Regions from separate parts of the Homo sapiens genome. Here all the other regions are linked to region 3. Evidence: chromatin loops called from intact Hi-C (ENCODE). Cell type or tissue: natural killer cell. All regions are shown on one strand.

Region 1 (8,000 bases), 110 kb before region 3:
ATCCTTAACAGATTACCTGTCAAGTTTCTAAAGTTTTCCAGAAAAGGAGCCAACACAATCTTCCATTGCAGCTTTCTTTTTGCGATCTCCTAAGGCAACGAGTAAAATGCCACACTTCTTTCTGTGCCTTCCTGCACACTGGTTTCAGTTGCTACTTGGAGCTATCCTTCAGTCTCTACCCATGACAATACCTGTGTGGTGCCTTGTCAAGAATCCACCTGCCTTTTCCCTCTTACTCTTGAGGAGCAAAGCCACCTCACCTCCCAAGCTGGCTAAAAGCTCTCAGCATGCCCCGGGAGGGGAGAGGTAAGGGGTCACTCTTTACCTTTGCAGATACCAAACTCTTCACCAAAAGGATCCTCCCCATTAGAAGGCTGACACCTCAGCCCCGGGCCACACTTCATGCCATCCATGCCTGAGACTGTGCGGTAGCAAGTTTCTCCCCGCCCTGCAGCGCACACTCGGCAGCAGCCACAGTCGTCGAGCACTGTCCTCTTGCAGCGCGGGCTGCTTTTGCACTCACTGCTGTCACAGTGTTGAGGGCAGTCCACCGCATAATTATTGCTCCAGGCGGCCACCAGGTGTGCAGGCACGAGGAGCGTGGTCAGCAGCAAGACGCTCTTCATGTTTCCCAGCTGCCTCCGGCTCGGCTCTCCAGTCGTGGTCTTTGCTGGTGGGAAGCAGCCGTCCAAACTGGTAGCTGAGCCTCTGCCTACACGTTTATGAGTTTTATACACTGGGTTGCCCGCATGCTTTCCCGTCATCAATTTCCTCAACCCAGCAGCAGCGCTGTCCTCCTGCCAGGCTCTCTTGTTTTGGTTTATGAAATCCAGGATGAAGGCTGGATTAACACGCTGCTGCCATCCAGGAATTGAAAAGCCCAAGCTGATGTCATCTGTTATGTTTAGATGGTTGTTTTGCATGAGGACTGAAAAACTCACTCACATCCGTCTCAAGGGCTCAAGGACGTCTGTGAAGGAGGGATAAAGAAGGTTGCACACCCTCCTTCAGGACGGGAATTGTTCTGACCCTGGCATATCACTTGAGGTGTAGCTTTGTCTCAGAGCCTCTGTAGTCAGGAGGAAAATGATATCAACATGAATCATCAGGACCGAAGAAGCTTCTTCAAAAAAAATAATAAACATTTGGTATTTCCCCTCAACAAATAGCTATGAGATCATTTGAAAGAAGAAAGGGTTATATTGTGTCTTTTCAATACTTAGAAGAAAGAAAATATTTTGATAGGGCTATTTTTTAAGACCCTCTCTTCCTTCCTCTCACCCCTCTCCTCAAATGTTATTTCTAAAGCAATTCATGTTACATATATCTAAGCCTATTGTGGATATAGCTGTGCTTCCAGTACAATGTGGAACTGCCTCTGAGAATTTCTTTTAAAATCAATACAAAAAGCCACAAGAGAGGTAAGATCCTTTCGGCACTGCTTCTGGGTTACTCAATTCTGGAAAAACTTATCAGTTGGACTTCTGATCCAAAACTTCCTCAGGGGAAGGCTCATCCATCACTAAGTCTGCTTGTCCAATGACGGAGTCCACCCAGAGCCCTTCCCCTCACCTCCTGGCATCTATCAGAGCCCTCACTAAAAACTGCCAAGCGCGGCAGCCAGCCCAAGGCAACAAGTGGCTCAGCAGGAAAATCAGAACACAGCCCCCAAGAAACAAGTCACAGGGAAGGGAAACATTACCCCTCAGGAAACAAGGTCTGCATGCTAAGAGGGTTACCGTGCCTAGGTCCCTCTGGGAAAACAGAGTAGCCCTCTTAAAATATCAACTGTGCCAGGGTCTTATTAAGTAAGGTTAAAGAGGAGAGAGGGGAGTTCTTACACCAACCACATGCCGAATTCCATGCCCCCACCTCACTTGTCAAAAGAGATATAGACTCACTGTCACTTAGTAAATAACAACCCAGTAAAGTGGGTAATTCTTGGTCTGTCACAAATGAGCTGTAAGAAATTCACAGGACTTCTCTTGGCCTCAGCTTCCTCTTTTGAGAATTGATGGTGTTAGGCTACCTGACCTCTAAAATTCTTGTTTCCCATAGAAGATGAGGCAGAGCGGGCATTGGATGTAACTTGAAGATCGGCTTTTGCAAATGCAATTTTAGGGGGACACAGGGAGTAAATTCAGAATACAGAGAATTGAGGCAGTAGGAAATGAAAGCAAGAGTTTTAGCTTTCAAATTTTCCAAATTTTTCATGACAATCCAATTTGAAATACTCTATCTCCCCAGAAGCACTTACTTAGCAGGTGGCACACTCTGATGTTTTCAGTAATGGGTAATATTTGTTGAGTTAATAGCTTAAACACTTTACATGCATTAACTCATTTGCACCTCATCACAATATTATGAAGTGGCTGCTATTATCATGCTTATTTTTTAAAAGAAGAAACTGAGTAAGAAAGAGGTTAATTTGCCTAAGGTCCCTATATTGAAGGGATGGATGTTAGTCTAATGTCAGAGCCACATATTCTATTGCCTATTACAATACATAATTGTGCTTTCATGGCCAATAGTTCCAATGGCCTAGGTCGCAATTTAGGCTGACCCTAGAAAATGTCCCTTGTTACTGAACACCACTTTCTGAGGAGTAGTTAACTGGAATAGTGGTTAATAATAATATCTAACCTTTACAGAGATCTGACTGTGTGCCAGATGCCATGCTAAGCAGTTTATGTAGATTACCACATTTAACTTTCAAAACAACCTCAAGAGCTAGGTGCTATTCTTATCCCCATCTTAGATATGAGAAAACTGAGGCCTAGAGAGGGTAAGTAACTTGTCCATCATCACACAGTTAGCAAATGGTGAAGCCAGGACTCCAGCCCTGAGACCAACAAGCTCTGGAGACTGGATTAAGGATTGTAAAATCAAATACATACAGGTGCCAAACAGGTGCCCAAGGTGGGTGACATGGTAAGCTATACTAGATGTAATACAGAAGGAATGGAGTGGATTTCGTCCTCCTGAATAGCACATAAAGACATGAAACTCTTCCACTATGGAAGATAAAGGGAAACCAAATTGATAATACCTTCAGTAAATGACAACTAAACAAATGTAAGTTGAGAGTACCAAATCCAAATAGTAAACCAAACTACAATGCACAGGTAAGTGCAGAAAATATGCCCAATAGAGTTCACCAGTGGTGGAACTATCTCAATACACAGTGCCTAACAACTCATTTTAGGGGAACCTTCAATCCCTCCAAGACCCAACAAAAACCATTTGTCCCAACACAATCCCTGTAAGATTTTTATCTAGTGATTTCTGTCTTCCCCAGAGCCTTGAGCCCAGATCAATGAATTCCATTAGGAAAGTTAGCAATGACCACAAAGGGTTAGGAAATGGGAGCACGAGCAACCAAGGAGCCAACTCTAAGCTGCATTAAAAAGCAATAAGATGATGGCAGAGCTGTTGATAGTGAGTGCATGAGGTCCACCCATTTCACTTGCTTTGTGCTGGGGACTGGAACATCTCTCATCTTGCTCTGCCTGTATATCAGTTGTCAAGTCAGAGTGAGAAAGGGCAAGAGGAATTGCACAAGATTTTCACAACTCCTAAAATGTAAGTTCAAACTAAGGTGGGTCAAACCATACCATCTGTGGATCCAAATGTTGCAGCATATGGTGTTTTGCAATGGGGGCAGAGAAATGATAAAACCAAATATCTATTTAACCCAGTATACCCTGTATACTTAAAATGCCACTTTGATTTTTTTCTTAAAGCTGGTATTGTGTTAGGAAAATAAGCTTTGGTAATGTGCATTAATATTTTGTGTTTATTTTGTACATTATGATTGCTTCTAACCAAATAACAAGGATTTTTTTCTGGATAGGTAAAAGTAGTCCAGTGGAAAGGCTCTGGGCAGATCCCAGACTCTCAGAAGGTGGTTTATGGTAAAGCGAATTATACCGTACTTACTGTGCCTTCCTAACAAACCAGCTCTACCAGAGAAGTCTGGTTTAAATTGAATTACAAAGGCAGACTTGAGGGCATAAAGTTTGGAGGAGCAAGTGGAGACATTTACATGCAGATTTTAGGTGATTTGGTTTTTAGGTTAGTTTTGGTTGTGGTTTTTGATACCATCTGAAAGTCTTCCTGCTTTGACACTAGCTGATAGCAATTTTGCATGTGCCTACTGCAAGGTCTAGCCCACAGCAGGAGCTTAATACTTAATAAACACATAAAAGGAACCAACTGTTTCCCAGAATCATCTTCAGATGATAGTAAGTTAAACGGGCATCAATGTGTTCCCTTTCTTTCTCTTTCCACCAGGAGAAGCAAAGTGAGGCCCAGATTCTAGGGCAGGCTAGGTTAAGCTGCAGAATGTGTTTACTTGTGGGAATGAGGTAGAGGTGTCAAGAAACAGCACATCCAATCCAAGAGACATCGAGGATTGGATGGAGCCTGAGCAAAGACTGTAGTCCCATTGCGGCAGTTCCTTCACAGCTAACCAAATTTGTCCTGTTGACCTTGGGCTTGGCAATATCACATCCACCCTGGAAAGTTCATGGGAGCCCCTCATAGCCAATAGAACTTGGTGAAATACTTCTGCCAAACTGGCTGGGATTCACGGCAGTCACAGGTCAGCTGTCAAAGCCCAGGGCCTGAGGAATCTTCCCAGAGCCTCCTGCCCTGAGTACAGTTTGCCTAGAAACAGCTTTACCACTGCCAAGATATGTGATCTTAGGCAAGTCACATGCCACATACCTTAGACCTCTCCTTTCTCCTCAGTACCTCAATAATAAGAGGGCCAAACAGGGCAACAGATATGAAACCATCGTGACTATTATTATCAAGCGTCTGATTTCTGAAGATTGGCTTCATTCTTTAAATGTGATCTTATGTCTTGGAGCAAATATTTTCCCAAAAGAAATCTCTCTAATTCTTTAAGTTTCTATTTTTAATAAAGACAATTTTAATAGCAAAGTGGAATTGAATGTACCAATATATGATTTACAGGCAATTTTCAAAAACTACACCTGCTTAGAAGAGCAAAGTGAAATGCATCTGCTTTAATTAGGCTTCTTGCCCATATGGGGGCTCTCTGATTTGTCTTGATGAGCAGGTCAACCTCGTAGGCAGCTGGGGTGCCATCACACAGAGCTCTGCAGGAGCCCTGAGTGTGAGGGTGTGTGAGTGACTGCAAGAAGATAAGGACAGGACACCCGCAGTGTCTGCTACAAACCCAGAATGTCTGGGCACCTCTCAGAGAACTTGGCACTATATCCAGATTTTTACTCCAATGGAGCCTCTGAGGAAGCAGCCACAGAGTCAGGTTGTTTTTTAACCCTGTTCAAATCTAGAAACTTCAACTTTGGGTTCACGCTGCTAGGAACTTTTTTAGAGCCAGGAAGTCTGGCTTGGAAACATGAAGAGCTCTTACTCACTGAGGTGCCTTCTTCTCCTCTTTGCCCCCAGTTCTGGCAGTTTCTAATGTGGGGCATCAAGGCAAGCTTTTCTTTCTAACAGCTAGCTCCTTCTCAAATCAGGTTCTGAATCTCGGACTCCATCAGCAAGAGATTCCTGTTTCACACAGCATCCCTCTAGCTGCAAATATGAACCCACATCCAGAAGCACCATGTGCCACCCTGACATGAGAAGCAATGTGAGTAGCAAAAGTAGCTCTGAACTCAGGACCAGAAGACGTAGGTTGGCATCCCAGTTTCATAATCAGCTATGGGTAAGGCACCAACCAGCCTCCTCATTAACATTAAGTCATTTTCTTTTAATAAAATATAAGGGAGAGAAATGCCTTCCCTTTCTCAAAGAGATGTTGAGATCAAAGGAGAATGTGGATTAAAAACATGATGCCAACTAAATTACTGTACAGGTGTAAAACATTATTACTTACTCTATAAGACAAATTAAACCATGAGAGAAAATAAACCAGTGGCTCTCTCAGGTCTCACGCATTCCTCCATTCCTCTCACATTCTGCAAGATGGTCTAGTTTCTCATTCACTTAATTCACAGCAAACCATGATGACTGAGTTTCAACATTCTTCCTTAGGAAAACTCCACCACCCCTCCTAGCAGCCTGCCTCGCCCCATCCAAGCATGGGATGACTAAACAGCTCACTAAACTTCTCTGCTAAAAGAGTTTTTAAAAGTGTCACCAGTTTCCTACATGACTAAAGAATTACTGTAGGCATTGGAAGTCATTTAGACACTAGAACTAGAGAACATAGATTTTTAAAGTCATATTAGAAGTTATTGCTAAGATATTTGGAATTTCCACTAGGAATTTTAGAAAGATAGAATTTCTGATTAACACAAGAATCATAGGAAATGATTCTGCTACTTTGCTTCTCTAATGACATGAAATTTCCTTTGCCTAACCTTAAACTGACCCCTTTTATAATGTAATAAAATGTTAATCAGGACCACCCTCACCAAACTCATCAGTTTGTCCAGTGATAAATGGCCTTAGCCGTTTATATGACATGTGAGTTGAATAAATGATTGAATGTTCAAAAAAAAGTTAACCACTAGATGAAGAGAAATAAGAAACATAACTTCCAAGCCCCTTATTTAGGACATTTTCAGGATTTGGCAGTTTCAGACTCACTCTAATTTGGCGTCAAAATATTTTGGCTTCTTTCTTCCTAGGCAGTTCCTGATGAAGCCTTTTTTTTTTTTTTTTTTTGGCTGCCACGGACTTCATGAAGTCTCCAAGCCTGTGATCTGAGAGCTTAGTGCAGCACAGCTGAGGGTGCCTGTGACGGGTCTCAGCAAGTGTGTCTCAAAACAATTCTCCACACCACCTGCATGAGAGTGTCCTGGGAAGTTTGTCAGAAATGCCACAGCCAGGGATTCCAATCTGATGGGTTGGGGTAGGTCTGGGAGTTAACATTCTTAACAAATAAGCCAGTTGATTCTGACAAACCCAAAAATTTGAGGAACCTCTAAACTAACAGTTTTTCCCAGTCACATCTCTTCAGGTTAGTGAATTAGTACTTAACGTTACTCTGAAGACTTCTGACAGAAAAAGTCTGTCTCTGAGGGATTGACCTAGGATTTTTATTTATATTACGCTCATGAATTTTTAGCTTATTTCACTAATACACATCTTCACATGTTAACATCAATGAAGATGAGATGTAATCATCATGATGTAATTGTCACTGACTACATGTGCACATTAAAATTTGCAGGATGGGTGCCAGTCTCTGGGAAGAGAATCTTAAAGACAATCGTGGAGTTCTCTTTTAAAAAATGTTGTATCATCAATGATTTTGATGACCCAGAAGACAATACTATGTGAAATAAACATGGATGGCATTTACATGTGATTTAGGAGGATCAGATACGAATGTGGAGACATTTTAGGAATATTTTAACCAATTTGTTGAGTTTATATTTTTCTTTCTTTTGAAGGTACAAAAGTTCTAAATTATAAAAATCTATGTCCATATAAGCCCTAAAAGGGTCCTTTCAATAAGTATGAGTAAAAATTCTAGTGCTACACACATGTTTACAGCTGCACATTTTGCAATTGCAAAAATATGGAATCAGCCCAAATGCCCATCAATCAATGAGTGGATAAAGAAGCTATGGTAGATAGATAGATAGATAGATAGATAGATAGATAGATAGATAGATGATAGACAGATAGATGATAGATAGATAGATAGATAGATAGATGATAGATGATAGATAGATGATAGATAGATAGATGATAGATAGATAGATAGATAGATAGATAGATAGATAGATAGATAGATGATAGATAGATAGATAGATAGATAGAAATGATAGATAGGTAGATAGATAGATAGATATAGATAGATAGATAGATAGATAGATAGATAGACAGACAGACAATGGAATACTACTCAGCCATAAAAAGGAATGAATTAACAGTATTCGCAGCAACCTGCATGGGATTGAAGACTATTATTCTAAGTGAAGTAATTCAGAAATGGAAAACCAAATATCATAGGTTCTCACTTATAAGTGAGAGCTAAGCTATGAGGATGC
Region 2 (8,000 bases), 79 kb before region 3:
ATTCCAGTCACTTCATAGCTGACGTGGAGAGGAGTAAAGGAAAAGGAAGTTGAAGTACTATTGTGTGACTTAACTCAATAATGATGGTTTAGAAAACGTATCTTCATATTTATGAAAGGAAGATTTAACATGCAAAATATATTCTGATTTAAAGTTGAGATAGAGGAAGACAAAACAAATTTCCCTCAATCTCACCTTTGCCACCACCATCATTCCACCAAGAAGAGGCCCTAGAGCAGCCCTCTGAAGTATTTACATTTAAGTTGCTTAGGAAAAGGCAGTATTCCAGGTGCCCCAACCCTTATTACAGCCCCAGCTCTGAGTTGAGGGGTACTTTGCTTTCCTTGCCAACTGCCCTTAAGCTCATTCATTTTAAGGACCTAGTGGGAGGGATGGCTGTAATCTGAGGTGAGATTTACATTTTCTTGAGAACTTCGGACTTAATATCATTATATAGCACCCCAATATCCTTCCCAAGCCCAATTTTCAAAGCTGCCATAGTTTCACTATGGGTGTTAGCAGATACATTTACCAAATTAGCTAAGCCATTACTGGACAGAAGTCAAGGCCTGAAGGGTGGTGGGCTACAAGGGAGGGATCCAGTGAAATTCTGCCAAATCCTGATGTCAAGTGCCAAGGGCTGGGGATGGTTGGATAGCTTGGGAAAACTTGATATTGAGAACATTTTTCAAAGGAATGTAAAAGGGAATAAATGGGAAGAGCTTGAAACAAATCTGCTTTGCACTTATGTCTACAGAGCAGTGTTTCTCAGACTACCTGTGGGAAAGACCAATGTGTTTGGAGTTTTAGTTTGTTAATTTGTTTGTTTTTAGTTTCAGCCCATTGTGAACTGATACGTTTATACAACACAAATAAATAGAAAAAAGTAATTAAATAAAAAACAAAGGCATACAAAATACACACCCAATTTTTATTAGATTGGACAAATTTTATTTCATTAATAAAATAAATTAATACAGTGCCATGTTAAGTCGCTGTTACAGTTTCTAAACTCTGGCTCTCAATTTCTGTCCCCATCTTGCTCCAAATCGGTAACAAAGAGGTTCGGAGACTGGCACAGGTCTGCGGGCCATGCTTTGATTGGCATGGCTCTAGGGGGTGTGGCTTATAAATCTGACAGAGCAGGTGTCTGGGCTGTTGAAGAAAGGCAGTCCAAGGGATAGAACCACACGAGGCCTTTGGAGCAGTGGCACAGCTGTTCTATAAGGGTCTCCTGAAACACAGGAGAAGCAGAAACAAAACATCTCTAAGAGCAGCAAGAAAGACAGCTAAACACAGCAAAGAAGAGCCACAAGGCTATGACGTGTGAAGCCAGCCCTCCTCTGAGCACAGCCTTGCACTTGCTCAGTCCGGTACAGTTGCTGTAAAGCCATCCAAAGCAAACATGGCCCTCCCTGCAGCAGACTCAACAGAACAAAAACCAACACCCAGAAATAAATTAGATCGCCGAGCTCATCATGTTACACAGCCCACTGTTCTCAAATCCAGAATCGTGAATATAATAACAAATGATACTATTAACTGGCAAATCGGTCTAAAGCCAAAACCAAATAACTCATTACTATTAACCAACATGATTCTCAGAATTTTCTAGGTCAGCTACAAGAAAGAGTTATGAGACTCTTCCCAACTGAACTAAATCTCACCCATGTCTAATTACACGCAGTGTGTATGGCTAAATCCTTTTTCTCTTCTGCACAGCTAGCTTGTGTCTCAGAGCCCCTAAACCCCCAGGGACTTCTCAAAGGAGGCAGGCATGTAGCCAGGTTGAAAGGAACATAGAGCCGGGAGCCAGCACATAGGAGCTTAAGGGCCACCTGCTAGCTCGGTAATCTCAAGCAAGTCCCTGAATTTCAGTTTATTTATCCATAAAACAAGACTAATGACAACCACTTCCCTGGAAATACAGCTAAAAACGTTCAGCAATTTGTACAACGCTATGTGGACATTAATCCTTACTACTCAGAAATAAGCAGCTGAGAGATGTTTGTAACCATTCCCATTTCCCCCGCCACACACACACACACACACACACACAAAGCTTCGTCCTTTACAATTTATTTCTTCCTTAGAGTTTGGATCACTTCTACCTGTCACACACCATCTTCCTTACGATCCCAGCATCACTGGGATGTAGCAGGGAACTGACGCCATCCTGTCTGCCTTCCAATGTGGAACAATGGCACACAGTAGAGCATCCAAGGTACATCAACAGTGACAAAGATGACTTGAAAATTCACAGGGACATTTGAGTGGGAGTAATAAGTTTGGTTTATTAAGCTTGTGGCTTTTCTTAATCTGGCTCCTCCTTATCTCACCTTCTGCTCTGACAGGAAGTCACTGCTCTGCGTTGGTTTTGTTCATTCTGTTTAACATGTAGAAAGCTTTACTGTTGCCACACACCTGTACAAGGAAAGCAGGTTTTTTATAAAATTCTGTGTTCTGGGAGGGTACTCATTCACATACAACTTAACATACAGGGAGGTCAGGCAGGTGATTTGGTCTAGGTCATAAGCTGTGTTGCCTTGGGCAAATTACTTAGCCTCTTGGAACTTATTTCTTCCATTGTAACATAAGTTGTCCTGCTTTCCTCAAAGACATAGACATGAAACCATAAATGATCATATAAAAAGAATTTTGGAAATAAGGTATTTTACTTATATATTATTAAGTTATAATGAATAATACATAATTATAGTATTATTTTTTATTATTCCTACTCTTTGTGCTAGAAAACAATTTGAAAGGAGTCTCTTGCAATCTGCCGAGCATAATAGCTCTGGATTTTAATTCTCCTTTCTAAAATGAATGGAAGATAAAATGCATACCTCTTAAAAGAAAGATCTGTTGATTTAATGCAAATTTTGATCAGTGTTACTAGGAAGTGATTGGCATTCTGATGCGTGATCTGTTTGTATTCATTTTATATTTGCACTGCTGATCAGTGTCTGGCACAAACAGAATCTTGTAGAATCTTGAGTCTAATACCTTTTGTATTGAAGGCCTGGCAATGCATTGTCATCTGTTCCTGGGAAGAATTACAAAATGCAGTCCTTTATTTTTAAAAGACATTATTATTAAGTCCCTGGAAAAACACATGGCCATTTTCAATTAAAAATGAGTAAAAGAGAGACTCTGAATCAAAAATAGTTGCCAATGTTCACCTTTAACAACATTATGAAATCTCACAAAAATGTAACTAAAATTTAACCAAATTTGGGCAAACTTAGAGAAACGACATGAGTAGGGATGTTTGCTGCAAAACATATGGTTTTCTCTGGTTGGTGCTCAGGCTTTAGCTAAGCCACATTGTGAAGTAACCATAATCTGTGCAAGGTCCATGTCTCTCTTCATCATAAATCTATGTCCAAATGAAAAAGAGAGAAGAATGAAATATGATAGGCACCATTTTGTGCCAGGAAAAATAGTAAGTATTGCTTGAGAGCAATGGACATCTTTGAACTCTGTCTGCAACTTCATTACATTCTTATGGCATGGATATTTTTCATTTATAAATATTATATACACATATAGTATAAATTTTCTTTATAGCATAAGTACTCTGATACAGGTATTAGAGATGGTATCTCCAGATATGAGTTCTTTATGGCATACATACCTCTCCCAAAAAAGTGCTAAAAGCAATTAGCCGGATGTGGTGGTGGGCGCCTGTAGTCCCAGCTACTCGGGAGGCTGAGGCAGGAGAATGGCGTGAACCCAGGAGGCAGAGCTTGCAGTGAGCCGAGATCGCGCCACTGCACTCCAGCCTGGGCGACAGAGAGAGACTCCGTCTCAAAACAAAACAAAACAAAAAAGTGCTAAAAGCACAGACCTGAAAGTCCCCAAACTGATACATAACGTTTACACCTAGGTGTGAAAAAAAATCTTACCCCTAGAGCACCTGTGGTGAGAAAGTCAAAACTTACAAGAACAAAACTCAGTCTTCAGAATCTTCTTCCTTCATCACAGGATCAACACATTTCATCTGGGCTTCTTAAATCTAAATCTTTAAAATGACTAAGTTTTCTTCCTTTTCTCTGTTTTTCCTAATAGTTGGGGCTTATATGACTCATGTGTGTAAGTATCTCCTATATCTACATGTAAACATTAAATGAATTTCTACTGACTATATTGTTATATTATAGATGAAAATTATTTTCACAATCATTCCTATCTTTCTGAACTGTAATGTATTATACAAATTTTTCATCAGTAAAATTATTGTAGCTTTTAGGTAGGGTTATTGTTGTTTTTTAAGCTTTGAAAATAATATAGTGACTGTCATTGGAAGAATTACATGAAACAGTAGTTTAGATCTTTTGTGTGAAACCTTTTGGTCTACTTTTGTAGGTTTCAATATGGAAATTATTGGAGGGAAAGAAGTGTCACCTCATTCCAGGCCATTTATGGCCTCCATCCAGTATGGCGGACATCACGTTTGTGGAGGTGTTCTGATTGATCCACAGTGGGTGCTGACAGCAGCCCACTGCCAATATCGGTGAGTCCTCCACACTTTTCCAGACATGTGTTTTTTCTGAAAGTTATTATAGGTACAAGAGAAGCTTACCTCTCCTGAATGAGAATTTGATCTACTGTTAGCTTCTGTGGTTACTGACCAACTGGTGGCGTTTATTTACCTTCTTCCACATCCACGCTTTCTGTCTTGGGTTTTCCTTTTCAGAGAGAACTGAGCTGCTTTTCCCAGGCAAGACATTAGACAAATTCAAGTCCTCTGTATAATGCAGGGAACACAGCAACAGTAATACTTGAAGCAGCAGTACTCTTGACCTTGTTAGATCACACTGCTCAAAAGGAAATCAGACAACCTGAGCTTGCTCTGTGCTCTGAGCTTCCCCATTTTACAAAGGGGTAATAATCATATCATACCTGCTTTGTGGGTTTTGAGAATTAAATAGTATCTGTTTAAGTATTTTAGCATGCTTGGCACATTTAGTAAGCACAAAAAAATTGCAGCTATTATCATTAGTATTATACGCATGAGAAGCCTACTTTGCCACTCCTAACAGTAGCTACCTAACAGTAGCTACTCACCACTTACAACTTTCCTAGGTGGAAAAAAACAAGTTATTGATGACTTCTAGAAAGAGAAAGATAATGAGAGAGTTATTTTCTAGGATACTTAGAATGAAAGCTTTTCTGAAGACAGAGTAAAACCTTCCAAAGTCCATTTCAGCCTAGGATTCTCTTACTTCAGCTAATAAAGCACAAAACCCCTCTTGGGATGCTGCAACCATCACAAAAGGAAATGCCAGTAGAAAACTAATTTGGTATTTGTTGTTTTGTTTGTTTGCTTGGGTTTTTGGTTTTGTTTTTTGTTTGTATATATGTTTCCTTATGTTTCTTACCTAATAAGCTGAAATGGAGCCTTCTCCTTTTCTTTCACTTAAAGATCTCTCTTAGCTGTAATGGTTTGCTCTCCAGGCATTGTCTATATCTAAACAGAACAATTGAATTGATTTGCTTTTCTATGCTTTGGGGGTTTTGTCTGATTACCCCATTTAAATGGAACTGTTTGATCACAAATTGGAAGTTTTGAAGCCTGCAAACTGGGAGATCTTCTGCTATCTCTAAATAGCAAGCCACTGATTTCCAATTTAATATGGTTACTTCATTTACACAGGGTTCTTGCCCTCATAGAAATCACACTCTCATCCCCATCACTTCTCTCTTCTCCAGGGCATTTGCCCCCTCGAGATCAGAGAGACAGAGTGGGGAACTGTCAGCGAATGTTCATTTGATGCAAAATATGCACATCTTCAAATATGCTCATAATACACATTCAAATGGTCTATAACCTCCCCAGACACAGAGCTTGACTTCTAAATGTTCAACAAACTTTGGATGGAAAGAAAGAAATACACTGAAAGATCTTTCTTTCTTTCTTTCTTTCTTTGGCTAGGCCTGAAACATGGTGTATGAAAAAGTGCTTCACTAGCCATAAAGTGTTATAGGAAATTAAATAATATCACTAAGTTGAATTTTAAATTTTGTCAAGTGGATTTAACTCACGAGAAGCGGATTCCCAAATTGGGGAAAGAGATTATTGACAAAAGACTGGAGAGAGGTCTTGGAGTTTTTTGTGTTTTGTTTTTTTTTTCTTAAAACAAACTATTGCTAAATATCATTTTAAATGGCTGGGGTATAAAGAACTGCAAAATATGTAGATCAAATTTCCTCTACAGGACACTTGGGTGTAAAAAGTAGGCAGATCGGTGGTTGGAAAAATATTAAGCTTTATGAAATTCAAAATATTTACAAAATAGCTCAATGGTGGCTTCCCACAAATGTACTCCCCAGTATCCTGTGGGAATAGTTTGCCCCAAGCCTCTCTCTCAGCAAAATTTTGAAGAGGGCCAAACCTGGGAGTGCTCCCTTCTCACCAGCCATCCACACATCTCCTCCCTCAATATTCTGGCCCCTTTATTAGTTGCCATGTCAAATATAAAAGGAAATTGATAAAAAATGTCCTGTACAAACTTATTTTCAGCATTTTAACTTACCAGAAGCAAAACTCTCACCAGCTGTTGTACCCTGTTCTCCTGATTCTCTCCCAGGCCCCTCTCACAGAGCACTTCCTCCTGCCCCAACCTGCCTAGCAAGTTGTTAGATGGAACCTTCCACAGCCCCTTCCACATGGCCTCACTCCATCTCAAATGCTCAAGGCTCCTGGAACAAAATGGTTCAATGTTCAGGCTCTAGATTCAAGCCAACTGAGCTTTAATCCTGCCCGAATTTGCCTCCTGGAGGCAAAGGTCCTCAAGTTTATTCGTTTACCTGAACCTCAATTTCTTCATCTATAAAATGGGGATTGTCATAATACCTATCTCACCACGCTGTTGTGCGGTTTAAATGAGGGAAGCTTTGTAAAATGCTTAGCACAGAACACAAAGAACTTAATAGATGTTATCGAGTATTGTTATACAATTATCTGTGCCTTCCATGGTAATAACCAAGGAACTAATCTGATGTTGACGAGATAAGACTGGGAAGACCTCCCTCTCTGACAGCCAAGTTCTTCTCCCTCTCTCTTAGGCAAGAGAAATCTCCAAGACATAGGGACCCTGCCTTTGCTGCCAGACCTCAAGGGGCGGGTCTAAGCAGAACCACTGTTGAGTGTCCAGGCGCGCTGGCAGAGAAAAGAAGAGGCTTGAAGGGGGTTGGCACGGGGTTCAAAGAGGGATTGAGGAAAGAGCACTGGACTGGGAGTCACCAAAAGCCAAATTTGGGTCCTGATTCCCCTATTTATGAGGTGTGTCACCTTGGACCAGTCAGAGAACAATCTTTTACTGGTAAGGAATACACAGCCCGTCAGCTTTACCAGCCTTGAAAAAGGTTATTGTTAGGCTCAATGGAGACAATGTTTACAGATGTCTTCAGCAGACCCACTATAAGCCGCACTGTAGTTCTGCTCCATATATGAATCTCTTCCAGGAAAGCTCAGGGTGGGACTCCGGAAACCACATTTTAAACCAACACCTCCAGGTGATTCTGAAGCAAGTCTGAAGACTGCATTTGGGGAAATCCTGTGCTGTGCAACTGAAAAACACTGGCATTATTACTTCCTCTTTGTGTGAATTCAGACTTCAGTTTAGCTAAGGAGGTGGCATCCCAGAACTCAAGTAATTCCAGGTACCCTGTGGGCAGAAAATTTGACCTGAGTAGCACAGATTACAGTTGAAGGATATCTAGAAATTGAAAGGTCAGAAGGAATAATGGTCTGCTTGGGTTGTTTTTGGTCTTAACATGTCCCAGTGGAGACAAAAATAACCAAAACATTTCAAAGGCAATAACTAGCCGAGTAAATTAGTAAAAGACGAAAGAAACCCAGACATTTTTTCAGCATCCCTCCCTTAGTGAGAATCCACCCTCCATACCTCTCATTTGTACCTCATAGCCTTCTTTGTGTGAGTCATTTAGGCACGTGCCCACCTTTCTGTTAGAGCATTCATCCTGAAGAT
Region 3 (8,000 bases):
TGGAAGACTTTAACACCCCACTATCAATATTAGACAGATCAACGAGACAGAAGGTTAACAAGGATATCCAGGACTTGAACTCAGTTCTGCACCAAGCAGATCTAATAGACATCTACAAAACTCTCCATCACAAATCAATAGAATATACATTCTTCTCAGCAACACATCGCACTTAATCTAAAATTGACCACATAATTTGAAGTAAAGCACTCCTCAGCAAATATAAAAGAACAGAAATCACAACAAACTGTCTCTCAGACCACAGTGCAACCAAATTAGAACTCAGGATTAAGAAACTCACTGAAAACCACACAACTACATGGAAACTGAACAACCTGCTCCTGAATGACTACTGGGTAAATAACAAAATGAAGTCAGAAATAAAGATGTTCTCTGAAACCAATGAGAACAAAGACACAACATACCAGAATCTCTGGGACACATTTAAAGGAGTGTGTAGAGAGAAATGTATAGCACTAAATGCCCACAAGAGAAAGCAGAAAAGATCTAAAATCAACACCCTAACATCACAATGCTAAAAACTAGAGAAGCAAGAGCAAACAAATTCAAAAGCTAGCAGAAGGCAAGAAATAATTAAGATCAGAGCAGAACTGAAGGAGCTAGAGACACAAAAAACCCTTCAAAACATCAATGAATCCAGGAGGTGGTTTTTTGAAAAGATCAACAAAAATGACAGACTACTAGCAAGACTAATAAAGAAAAAAAGAGAAGAATCAAATAAATGCAATAAAAAATGAAAAAGGGGATATCACCACCGATCCCACAGAAATACAAACTACCATCAGAGAATACTATAAACACCTCTATGCAAATAAACTAGAAAATCTAGAAGAAATGGATAAACTCCTGGACACATCCACCCTCCCAAGACTAAACCAGGAAGAAGTTGAATCTCTGAATAGATCAATAACAGGTTCTGAAATTGAGGTAATAATTAATAGCCTACCGACCAAAAAAAGTCCAGAACCAGATGGATTCACAGCCAAATTCTACCATATGTATAAAGAGGAGCTGGTATCATTCCCTCTGAAACTATTCCAATCACTAGAAAAAGAGGGAATCCTCCCTAGCTCATTTTATGAGGCCAGCATCATCCTGATACCAAAGCCTGGCAGAGACACAACAAAAAAAGAGAATTTTAGACCAATATCCCTGATGAACATCGATGCGAAAATCCTCAATACAATACTGGCAAACCAAATCGAGCAGTACATCAAAAAGCTTATTCGCCATGATCAAGTTGGCTTCATCCCTGGGATGCAAGGCTGGTTCAACATATGCAAATCAATAAACATAATCCATCACATAAACAGAACCAACAACAAAAACCACATGATTATCTCAATACATGCAGAAAGGGCCTTCAACAAAATTCAACAACCTTCATGCCAAAAACTCTCAATAAACTAGGTATTGATGGGACGTATCTCAAAATAATAAGAGCTATTTATGACAAACCCACAGCCAATATCATACTGAATGGACAGAAACTGGAAGCATTCCCTTTGAAAACTGGCACAAGACAAGGATGCCCTCTTTCACCACTCTTATTCAACATAGTGTTGGAAGTTCTGGCTACAGCAATCAGGCAAGAAACAGAAATAAAGTGTATTCAACTAGGAAAACAGGGAGTCAAATTGTCTCTGTTTGCAGATGACATGATTGTATATCTAGAAAACCCCATCATCTCAGCCCAAAATCTCCTTAAGCTGATGAGCAACTTCAGCAAAGTCTCAGGATACAAAATCAATGTGCAAAAATCACAAGCATTCCTATACACCAATAACAGACAAACAGAGAGCCAAATCATGAGTGAACTCCCATTCACAATTGCTTCAAAGAGAATAAAATACCTAGGAATCCAACTTACAAGGGATGTGAAGGACCTCTTCAATGAGAGCTACAAACCACTGCTCAACGAAATAAAAGAAGACACAAACAAATGGAAAAACATTCCATGCTCATGGATAGGAAGAATCAATATCATGACAATGGCCATACTGCCCAAAGTTATTTATGGATTCAATGCCATCCCCATCAAGCTTCCAATGACTTTCTTCACAGAATTGGAAAAAACTACTTTAAAGTTCATATGGAACCAAACAAGAGCCCACATTGCCAAGACAATCCTAAGCCAAAAGAACAAAGCTGGAAGCATCATGCTACCTGACTTCAAACTATACTACAAGGCTACAGTAACCAAAACAGCATGGTACTGGTAATGGCTGCACAACTATGCAAATATACTAAAATCCATTGACTCATACACTCTAAATGGGTGACCTTTATGGTGTGTGAATTATGTCTCATAAAGTTGTTAGAAGTCAACATAAATGGAAGAGCAACCATTCACATAAAAATAAACAAAATTGTCAATGTTTTAAGAATTTTTCAGTAGGTGTAGTTAATTACAATTTGACTTTTTTAAGTCTGCACTAAAATTACTCACCAAAACCAATAGCAGGGTCCTCACTGCTGTTACTGAAAATGATTAACCTTTGATACACTTGTAATATCTGAGAAAAAGAAATGCAGGGGTCTCAGCAGGGCTCCCTTCTAAGGTCACTTGATTTCTAAAGAAGTAACCACTAGGTTTGAAGTCATCAGGATGTTAACTATGGGGATGGTTGGTTCAGTACCCAACATCCTGACAGCACATCTGACCATGTATATTGTATCGGAGACCACATCCTCAGCTCAGAAAAAGAGCTGAACTCATTTCAAATAGAAAGCACACTGCATACTGTTCCTCCAGGGACTGAGGTTGACTCTTCTTAGAGTGAGACATTCCCCAACATTGGAACAAAAATGACTCCCACTTCTTTTCTCACCTAAACCTGTTCAGAAGAAAGTAAGGAAGAAAGGCAGGAAGCAGGGGTCGGGGGGGGGCGGGGAGGGAGGGAAACTCGGAGATACTTTCAGTATCTAAAGTTGTGAAACTAGACAATCAGGAACGCACAATCAGAGGGCTGAAAAGGGCCAAGAGCCCCTACCCTCCTCCAGCCCATGTTCCCACACCTGCCACAGACCAGGCAGGAGCACAATAAACACTCACCACAAAGTGGGGAAGGAAAATCCAGGCAGGAGCCTCTATGTAAATAAATCTCCCTCCTGTCCTCAGCTTGCACTTGGCCTGCTAATTCTTATATAACCCAAGGAGACAGCTAGAAAGAATTTTGATTGGTGACCAATTTTGAGGACTTTTATTAAAATTCTAATTTAAGTCTTCGAGAGTTTCCAGTCATGGATACTACAGATAATATTGCAGATGATGAAAGCGTCTTCAAAATCATAGCTGAGACACTTTACAGTCTTCCCTGGTGTACTCTGATGGCAACAAGGTCCCTTGCCCCTCTCCTACCCTGTAGAATTCCAGCGCCCCCCTCAGCAGTCCTAGCAAAGGAAAGCCTGCCTGCTGGCAGTGAGCCATCATCCACCATTCTCACTTATTTGGATTTGGTTTCCTAATGCTAAACTTTGAAACTTGAAAAAAAAAATGAAAGGAAACCACATCCTTTTTACTCTCAGTATATAGATAGAGGCAGTTAAGAACTGAAAACAGATTTTCAGGTTGATTGATGTGGGACAGCAGCCACAATGAGGAACTCCTATAGATTTCTGGCATCCTCTCTCTCAGTTGTCGTTTCTCTCCTGCTAATTCCTGAAGGTAAGACTGATTCTTCTCATTTCCATTATGACCATGAAGCAAAATGGAGCAGACTTTCAATGAACTTTTGGCAATATTACCTTCCTATACTGAAAGAAGATGTTTTCCCCCAAGCCTTATAATGTTTAGCCAGGCACAATGGCACATGCCTGTAGTCCCAGCTACTAGGAACGCTGAGGTGGAAGGATCACTTGAGCGCAGGAGTTTGAGTCCAGGCTGGGCGACATAGTGAGACCCTGTCTCTATTTTTTTTTTTTAAATAGCATTCTTTCTTGGATTTTAAATATGTCTGTATTTTAGAAAAAAAAATCTTTTCTTCTCATAATTATTTTGCAAAAGATAGCAGAACCACCAATGCTTATTGCTGCCAATTTGTAACTTGAAAATTGCCAAAAAGGACAATGTAAAAATGAGTTAACAAAACTCTCTTGTTCGTAAAACAAATAGTACCTTCCAGGAAAGGAATAGTGGCAACTTAGTCAGCTCAGCCTTTCCTGCTGCAGAAAATGCATAGATAAAGACAATTAAGACAAATCTGACCTAGACACCAAAAGTGAATCAGGAATTATTAGAATTTTTATACTTATTTCTCTGGTCTAGAGACTCTTTGGCAATAAATTAAGGCGTGAGGCCAGTTCCCTCATTAACCCTTTGGGTGTGCTATAGTATTTTTTATTAAGCTAATTTTTTGTCTACCAAATGGTAACCAATATTTCTGCTTTTGTGTGAGTTGAGCATGCATGGGTTAAAATGCTGTATAATTCATGGTATTACCACTGAAAGGGTGACAGCTCTTGGGGAGCTCTAGATTTCCCTTGAAGAACCTGCTAGGAAGTGAGGACTACTCTCAAGCTGTGGCAATATGGAGCCAGCCACGGTTTTTCCCAGGATTCATCAGCTTTTGGAGGCAGGGACTTATGTAATAACCTGCCTTGCCAGGAATTCCCAAAGAACTCTGGTTTATCATATTTAGGTGCATATCTGGTTTATGCACCTAAATATGAGAAGACTTTGGGAGGCTGAGGTGGGTGTTTCACAAGGTCAAGAGATGGAGACCATCTTGGCCAACATGGTGAAACCTTGTCTCCACTAAAAAAACAAAAATTAGCTGGGTATGGTGGCACGTGCCTGTAATCCCAGCTACGCAGGAGGCTGAGGCAGGAGAATCGCTTGAACCAGAGAGTTGGAGGCTGCAGTGAGCTAAGATCGTGCCACTGCACTCCAGCCTGGTGACAGAGCGAGACTCTGTCTCAAAAAAAAAACAAAAAAGAGAGAGAGAGAGAAGAAATATAAAAATAACAAGGCTGCAGGACATTTGGGACAAAGGTTGGCTATGTTATAAGCAGGGCATAGTATGACTATATTCAGGCATGTTAAATCCTCCATAACAGAAAAACACAGGGCAGATAAATCCAGCCATATCTTTTCTTCAAAGGAAAACAACAAAAGCAACCTGCTGTGCTCCTCTTTGTTTCCTGTGTTCAGAGAGGGCAGTGTGGGCCCATATAAGGAACAGACAGCAAAGCAAGGCACAGTTGAAATCTATCTGTACATGAATCACCCTAGGAAAATTGGGATTGGGTGAAGGTCTTTTGTTTCTATAAGCTCTTTACCCTTTTGTTTCTAGAGCCTAGAATTTCTTCCTCCCAGTTTCCTTTTTAAAAGCAGAGACCTCTGCTTTTTCAAATCACACTAGCCACATTTCATGTGGTCACTCTCCTCCTTGCTCTTACCCTCATCAAATCTTACGAAAGGCTTCTATAGCTGTCATTAATACTTGCCTGTGAATTTGGCAATGACTTAGTCCTAATTATGGAACAAGAGGCACTGTGCCCTATTCAAGAAACCATGAGTCTCAGCAAAACTATTTTGGGAGAATCCAAGAACATCTGGTGCAGGAGGTGGAGCACTCGGAGTGTATCACTAAGACATAAGGTTCTCTCTATCTGCATGTATGGTTTGCCTTGTGTTTAGTTCTCACTGTTCCTTAACAATGGGTCTCTACTTCAAGACTATCATCAAGGAAATGTCACTTAGGCAGAATTCTTGGCATATGGTATCTTCTCTCTTCTCTTCCCTATCTCATTGGAAAAGACCTTAGATTAAACCCCATGGTTTGGTCTAGAGATTGAAGGGGAGGTGCAATCGATGTTATTTTCTTAACTTATGAGTGAGAACAGTGCAGTTTAATAACCAAAAGTCTCATAATGACCAAAGGACTGAGGGGTAGGGTCACAGCTAAACGATGCTAATATCGGTTCATAAGCTATATTTTTGCAATGGCTTGGGGTTAAAAGGGAAGTTATGAGGCTTCTAAAAGTCTTATCTATTTCCCCCAAATTAATAGTTAGCCAAAAAGGGTGGGAGCACTTGAGGTTGTCACTACCACTGGCATTTCCTGCAGCAACTGTTGATGGTAAAGACCAAGGCAGAGCTTTCTGCCCTGGGGCCTGAGGTTGCTGGTTTGTGACATCCAGCCTAATGATCCTGGAACAGTCAATGGCCTCGCTTCTGTGGGTGGAAAAACAGGACCCTAGAGTCCAACAGGAATAGGATTTGCATCAGATGTCTGCGGGTCTACATAGAGTAAAAGCAGGGGAAATGCTCTCATCCAGACTTCCTCTCTGAGTGCAAAAAGCATGGCTGGTCTTAGAAACATGACTTTGTGTAGAGCTCTTTGGGGGTGAGCACCAATCTGATTTGTCTTTTTCCATTGAACAGATGTCTGTGAAAAAATTATTGGAGGAAATGAAGTAACTCCTCATTCAAGACCCTACATGGTCCTACTTAGTCTTGACAGAAAAACCATCTGTGCTGGGGCTTTGATTGCAAAAGACTGGGTGTTGACTGCAGCTCACTGTAACTTGTAAGTGCCTGGGTTTTTAAAAAAAAGTTTGTAAAGATACTCTAATTTGGGGAAACATTAATAAAAAGAGTAGGCCGGGCACAGTGGCTTACACCTGTAATCCCAGCACTTTGGGAGGCCAAGGCAGGTGGATCACATGAGGTCAGGAGTTTGAGACTAGCCTGGCCAACATGGTGAAACCCCATCTCTATTAAAAATACAAAATTAGCCAGGCGTGGTGGCGCATGCCTGTAATCCCAGCTACTTTGGAGGCTGAGGCAGGAGAATTGTTTGAACCTAGGAGGCAGAGGTTGCAGTGAGCCGAGATCGCACCATTGCACTCCAGCCTGGGCAACGAGAGTGAGACTCCATCTCAAAATAAAATAAAATAAAATAAATAAAATAAAATAAAATAAATAAAATAAAATAAAATAAAATAAAATAAAATAAAATAAAATAAAATAAAATAAAATAAATAAAATAAAATAAAATAAAATAAAATAAAATAAAATAAAATAAATAAAATAAAATAAAATAAATAAAATAAAATAAAATAAAATAAAATAAAATAAAATAAAATAAAAAAATAAAATAAAATAAAATAAAATAAAATAAAATAAAAAATAAAATAAAATAAAATAAAATAAAATAAAATAAAATAAAATAAATAAAATAAAATAAAATAAAATAAAATAAAATAAAATATAAAATAAAATAAAATATAAAATAAAATAAAATAAATAAAATAAAATAAAGTAGATCCCACTGAAGCCATGGGAGGTTCATATGTATCTTCACATCGCTTAAGTCTTTGGGCACTTGCTTGAGCCTAAAAGGAAGTTAGGCCCACACTTGCCACAAAGAATCAGGCAATGAGGAAGCAGCATCCACAAGCTCTTTCTGTACATCTCCACTGAGCCATTGGGTACAGGTGCTGCAGAGCTTTGCTTCTGTCATGACTGCGTGACCAGGTAGAATTAGCCTCAGCATGGAAGGGTGAAACTTTCAGTGCCCCCTCAGAGCCCTGGGTGCAACCATCAAGTACAGAAAGCTTGTGTCCAATGACCTTCTTGTATGCCTCCGTGAATTCCTCTCACATCTTTGGCCATCTCTTCACTCCTGTCGACCACTACATTCAAACCTCTTCCCAGGCCTGGTCTTTTCCTACTCTCTAAATCAAGCCTCTAAACCTAGGCCATTCAATATGATAGGCACTAGCTACATGTAGCTATGTAAATTTCAATCAATTAAAGTTAAATAAAATCTCAAATTAGTTCCTCAGTTGCACTAGCCACATTTCAAGTCCTCAGTAGCCACATGTGGCTAGTGCAGATTCATAGAACATTTCATCATAAAAATATGCTCTACTGGAAAGCACTGTTCTAAGGTCTTTTTCTTTTATTTTTTAATTATTTACTTTTTATTGACATATAATAGTTGCACATATGTTGGGGATACATGTGACCA

The links. A loop is a pair of places that touch in the nucleus more often than their neighbours do. Peaks named below come from ENCODE experiments on the same cell type or tissue, not always from the same donor. Only the 100,000 strongest peaks of a DNase experiment are listed, where the experiment ranks them.
Region 1: it touches region 3 in a loop (2.8-fold over the local background); 2 of 110 quality-filtered maps call a loop at or near these places.
Region 2: a loop joins it to region 3, with 4 times the contacts of the local background. A loop is called at or near these places in 7 of 110 quality-filtered maps.

Annotation. Positions count from the first base shown.
Region 1 is chr5:54,984,892-54,992,891 of GRCh38, forward strand. It overlaps ESM1 (endothelial cell specific molecule 1), which reads right to left and starts at 702. Exons shown (of 3, transcript NM_007036.5): 1 at 326-702. The coding sequence starts at 626. In natural killer cell, no CTCF peak of the experiment used is centred here; a DNase peak (open chromatin) is centred at 4,140.
Region 2 is chr5:55,020,289-55,028,288 of GRCh38, forward strand. GZMK (granzyme K) reads left to right here and starts at 3,968. Exons shown (of 5, transcript NM_002104.3): 1 at 3,968-4,098; 2 at 4,372-4,519. The coding sequence starts at 4,035. It overlaps LOC102467081 (a long non-coding RNA gene), which reads right to left and starts at 3,881. Exons shown (of 3, transcript NR_104662.1): 1 at 3,641-3,881; 2 at 2,340-2,424; 3 at 1,011-1,234. In natural killer cell, no CTCF peak of the experiment used is centred here; DNase peaks (open chromatin) are centred at 1,343, 2,363, 3,913 and 7,513; H3K4me3 peaks cover 1,883 bases; H3K27ac peaks cover 3,663 bases.
Region 3 is chr5:55,099,065-55,107,064 of GRCh38, forward strand. GZMA (granzyme A) reads left to right here and starts at 3,582. Exons shown (of 5, transcript NM_006144.4): 1 at 3,582-3,688; 2 at 6,410-6,554. The coding sequence starts at 3,619. In natural killer cell, no CTCF peak of the experiment used is centred here; DNase peaks (open chromatin) are centred at 2,697, 3,517 and 5,177; H3K4me3 peaks cover 4,114 bases; H3K27ac peaks cover 4,386 bases.